Regions from separate parts of the Homo sapiens genome. Here region 2 is linked to region 1. Evidence: read pairs that join two places in POLR2A ChIA-PET (ENCODE). Cell type or tissue: Caco-2. All regions are shown on one strand.

Region 1 (2,500 bases):
GCTGGGACTACAGCTACAAGCCATCACAGCCAGCTAACTGTTTTTTTTGGTTTTTTGTTTTTTTGGGTTTTTTTTGAGATGGAGTTTCACTCTGTCGCCAGGCTGGAGTGCAGTGGTGCGATCTCAGCTCACTTCAACCTCCACCTCCCGGGTTCAAGTGATTCTCTTGCTTCAGCCTCCCGAGTAGCTGGGACTACAGGCGTGTGCCACCATACCCAGCTAGTTTTTGTGTTTTTAGTAGAGATGGGGTTTCACAATGTTGGCCAGGATGGTCTTGATCTCCTGACCTCGTGATCAGCCCGCCTTAGCCTCCCAAAGTGCTAGGATTACAGGCATGAGCCACCATGCCCGGCTGCCAGCTAACTTTTTAAAAAAATTTTTTGTGGATATGTGGTCTACCTATGTTGCCCAGGCTGGTCTTGAACTTCTGGGCTCAAGCAATACTCCTGCCTCAGCCTTCCAAAGGGCTGGGTTTTCAGGTGTGAGCCACAGTGCCTGGCCTAGAACTTTTTTTCTAAGTAACATCTATTAATATCTCATAGAGCTGTCATACCAAAATGTGCTCTGAGACTCCCAAAGTAAATTTCCCAAATTGGGAAATTCAGCTCAATATCACTGTGAAGGACTAGGGTGGGATCCAAGAAGGGGACAGCATGAACCAGGACTACAGAGGATGGCTAAGGTGCAGGACTAGGTTCTTTATACCACTGAGACATACCATTCTCTCTCTTGCAAGGACAGACTCAGGACATAAAGAACACCACCAAGAATATAGGCTTCCTGATGTTTCTGAGAATCACTGCTGTCATGAGCCAGTCTCTAATGGTGAATTAACCCTCATGAGGGTTAAGAACCAGTTGAGCAGGCCTAGCGCGGTAGCTTACACCTGTAATCCCAGCACTTTGGGAGGCCAAGGCAGGCAGATCACTTGAGCTCAGGAGTTAGAGACCATGCTGGCCATCATAGCAAAACCCCATCTCTACAAAAAATACCAAAATTAGCCGGGTGTGGTGGTGTGTGCCTGTAGTCCCAGCTACTTGGGAGGCTGAGGAGGGAGGATGGCTTGAGCTCAGGAGGCGGAAGTTGCAGTGAGCCGAGATTGTGCCACTGCACTCCAGCCTGGGCAACAGAGCCAGACCTTGTCTCAAAAAAAAAAAAAAAAAAAATTTAAGAACCAGAAGATTAGTGGATATGTGACATCCAGTGTGTTGTTTTTCTATTTCTCTAGTACTACTCTTAACCCAAGGCTTAGGCATATTCAGTTTTGCTAGTTGTAGTGGATACTCTTGGCTGCCTACTTAGCATCCACTCTCCACTCCTTCTGCCCATGAAAAATTCCAGTTTTGCTCAGGTATCCTCTCCATCCCCAGCCCCAGGGACAATATCTAATTTGTTGGTGTATGATCCTTTCTTGGCAATGACTTTTAGTCTGAGGGGTCTGCATGTTTCCTAATTCATTCCAATTAGGTTGAAAGGAAGGACTGTTGTGGAGGAGAGGTGTCTGTGCTTTGTTGACATGAAGGAGGAAACTTGAAGCCATCCTATACATCGTAAGATGAAGCAAACTTTCAGGACTACAGGGCAGAGAGACAAAACTTGGTCCTGTTTTTTTTTTTTTTTTTGAGATAAGGGTGTCATTCTGCCACCCAGGCTGTAGTGTAGTGGGCATATTCTCCTCTCACTGCAGCCTCTACCTCCCAGGCTCAAGTGATCCTTCCATTTTAGCCTCCTGAGTAGCTGGGACTACAGGCACACATGACTACACCCACCTAATCTTAAACATTTTTTGTAGAGTCAGAGTTTTGTCATGTTGCCTAGGCTGGTCTCGAACTCCTGGGCTCAAGCCATCTGCCCACCACAGCCTTTCAAAGTGTTTGGATTACAGGCATGAGCCAGCGCTCCTGGCTGAAACTTGGTCCTTAATGGCAATATTGATTACTGAATATTTACCACAGAGCGTACCATACCTCTGAACTTCCTTATTATGTAAGCCATTTTAACTGGGTTTCTTGTTACTTGTGATCAACAGTTTCCTAATGTCTGTGGTCACCGGTTTGCCTTGCACTCTCTGGTTCATGCAATTTTTTTTTTTTTTTTAGATGGAGTTTCGTTTTGCTCTTGTTGCCCAGGCTGGAGTGCAATGGCACAGTCTTGGCTCACTGCAACCTCCGCCTCCCAGGTTCAAGCGATTCTCCTGTCTCAGCCTCCTGAGTAGCTGAAATTACAGGCACCCACCACCAAGCCCAGCTAATTTTTATATTTTTGTAGAGACAGGGTTTCGCCATGTTGGCCAGGCTGGTCTCGAACTCCTGACCTCAGGTGATCCGCCCACGTCGGCCTCCCAAAGTGCTGGGATTACAGGCTTGAGCCACCATGCCCAGTGGTTCATGCAATTTATATGTAAAATGTAAAAAAGTAAAAGCAGAGAGAAGACAATGGCTTGTGGTCTGAGAGAATCAATGGTATGTGGGCTAAAATGTGTTTAGGTAAAAGCTGTTGT
Region 2 (2,500 bases), 290 kb after region 1:
GCACAGCAGGTAGTTGCCCTGCCTGCGCACCGGCTCGATGCGCTTGGCGTAATTCTTCTCCTTCTCCGTGCCGCAGTTCTGCACGATGCGCAGCTCCATCGGGTCCAGGGCCATGAGCCCCAGGTTGAGGCCGCTGAACATGCCCGACAGGCACAGCAGCAGCGAAATGAAGATCACCTGCAGCCAGAAGGGCAGCAGGAACTTCTTCTCTTCGCCTACGATCATCTTGGTGTCCTCGCCGTCGTGGTAAATCCAGGTGGTCTCGGCCCACGGGGGCGGCGGGAGCCCGGCCACCCCCGAGCCACCCTTGCCCCCGACGGCGCCACCCGTGGACCCCGAGCCGCCGGCGCCCAGGGCGGGCGTGGAGAGCGACGTGCACAGGTAATAGGACTTGCTCTTCTCCATCTTGCGTAGCGGTTTGATCTCGATCTCGATGATGCCCGAGGTGCGGCGGTTGAGAATGATGTGGGGCAAGATGATGATGTCTGAGGTGCGGATGCCGCATCGCTGGGGGCCGCTGTCCGGCTCTGGCGGCGCGGGGCCCCCCAGCCCGCGCTCCCCCGGGCTGTGGCGCCGCCGCTCGTGCTCGGTGAAGGCGATGCGGGACCACGTCTCGTTATTGATGTTCTGCCCGTACACCCGCAGCTTGACCCGGGTCCGTTCGCTCACCCGCAGCGCCCCCCCTTCCATGAACGACACGTCGTTCGTGTCCTCCAGTCGCAGCCCGATGATCACCGTCTCCTCATTCTCGCCCACCGCTGCGCAGCCGCCCGCACCGCAGCAGCAGCTCAGCAGGAGCAGCGGCAGCAGCCGCCCCGCAGCCGCCTGCAGGATCCCCCGGCCGCGAGCGCTGAGGCTGCGGCGCGCCGCCATCTTCCAAGTGGGCAGTGCGGCGGCTGCCTGCCCGCCCGCCATCTTTACTTTGGGTTCACAAGCGCCACAGCCAATCATAGGGTGGCTGCTCCAGCTGCGGCTTCATCCTTTCAACCCGGCGGCGCGAGCGCAGGTACCGGCCCCTGGGCGAGACTGCAACGGAGCGTCCGCGGCCAGTGCTCAGCAGTTCGCCTCCCTGACTGACACTGACTCCACCTCAGCCAGCTGAGGAACCCCGAGGCTCGCGGGAGGGAAAGAGGGAGGGAGAGGAGCGCCGGCTGCTCCCGCGAGAGGCAGGCCGACCAGCCAATCACAAGCGGGTGCCCGCCCTCCCAGCCAGGGGGCTGGAATGGGGGCGTGACCGTGTGCCGCTCCGCGGACCAATGGCAAGGTAAGTGGGTGGGGCGACGAGAGCCACCGTCCCCGTCTGCACGCCAAGTTTCCAACTGAAAGGCGCGTGACTCTTGTGTATGTGCGAGGGGAGGGGGCGTGGCCATCTGGGACTCGAGAGCCAGTCAAAGATGAGAGCTGAAGAAAAAGGGGCGTGGCATCCGTCCTGCTGCCAATGGGAAGGAGCCGTCCCTGGGGCCCGCGCTCCCCAGGGGCCCCTGTAGTAGATCCCGGAGCCTGGACCGGCCAGGTTTGGACTAAAGCCCTGCGGCGCAAGGCGGCAGGTTCCCGGTGCACCGGTTACTGGCTCTCCAGTTCTCAATTCGTAGGCACAAAGCCGCGCGCCCTCCTGCCCCGGAAGCCCGAGAAGCCAACTAGAGGCGGCTTGGGATGCACACAGCCTAAAAAGCCGGGGCACCGGCCGCTGTCCCCAACTCCACCTGCGCGGCGCTCCGCCGGGGTAAGCGGCGTCGGTGGCCCCGGCACAGCTGCGGACCAGCAGTCCTCGCGCCTCGAGACTCCTAGGGTACGGGCTCTCTGCGGCTCGCGATCACGTGGCGCCACCTGCGGGCAGCATGAGCGCCCTGCAACGCTTTCCAGGTCGGCGGCGTACCCCAAAAGGTGTGCAGAAGTTACGGATGGAGCGGTCAGGGGGACAGTTCCCCAAATTTCCTAGTCATAGAACCCCTACATATTATTGCTAGGAGTATATACTTCCTAGACCTTTTCCCATATTTACAGAGTGGGAAGGGCCCCGAATCTGTATTCCCAGCAGGAATTCAGGCAAGTTAAGGAAATGGGAGGGGGCAAGCATCCTAAACAGACCCACAGAGGCTCATTCTTAATCACACTGACCAAACTCTGCTAGGGTCTTAGGTCACTCAAGAGCAAAAAGTTCTGGAAACCTAGCTCCCCAGTACTCCCAACGTCACCTGGAGGTGACGAGGTAGCAGAGTAGCTGCCAAATTGGTCTTTTCCTTGAAACTTAAAACATTCAGGCCGGGCGTTGGTGGCTCACGCTTGTAATCCCAGTACTTTGGGAGGCCGAGGCGGGCGGAGCATGAGGTCAGGAGATCGTAGACCACGGTGAAACCCCGTCTCTACTAAAAATACAAAAAATTAACCGGGCATGGTGGCGGGCGCCTGTAGTCCCAGCTACTCGGAGAGGCTGAGGCAGGAGAATGGCGTGAACCCGGGAGGCGGAGCTTGCAGTGAGCCGAGATCGCGCCACTGCACT

Evidence for each region. ChIA-PET counts read pairs that join two places held together with the same protein. Peaks named below come from ENCODE experiments on the same cell type or tissue, not always from the same donor. Only the 100,000 strongest peaks of a DNase experiment are listed, where the experiment ranks them.
Region 2: POLR2A ChIA-PET joins it to region 1 with 10 read pairs; 9 of 35 experiments call an interaction of 5 or more read pairs at or near these places.

The regions. Positions count from the first base shown.
Region 1 is chr10:103,202,019-103,204,518 of GRCh38, reverse strand. No RefSeq gene overlaps it. Among named protein-coding and RNA genes, the nearest start is that of NT5C2, 10 kb to the right of the region's middle. RefSeq lists an enhancer at 1-40 and a silencer at 1,971-2,177. In Caco-2, no CTCF peak of the experiment used is centred here; no DNase peak of the experiment used is centred here.
Region 2 is chr10:102,916,932-102,919,431 of GRCh38, reverse strand. It overlaps CNNM2 (cyclin and CBS domain divalent metal cation transport mediator 2), which reads right to left and starts at 1,138. Exons shown (of 8, transcript NM_017649.5): 1 at 1-1,138. The coding sequence starts at 951. LOC107984265 (a long non-coding RNA gene) reads left to right here and starts at 1,097. Exons shown (of 3, transcript NR_160733.1): 1 at 1,097-1,264. RefSeq lists silencers at 463-552, 1,163-1,342 and enhancers at 812-1,498, 1,499-2,185. In Caco-2, a CTCF peak has its summit at 1,832 (motif pointing left); DNase peaks (open chromatin) are centred at 1,331 and 1,771; H3K4me3 peaks cover 2,389 bases.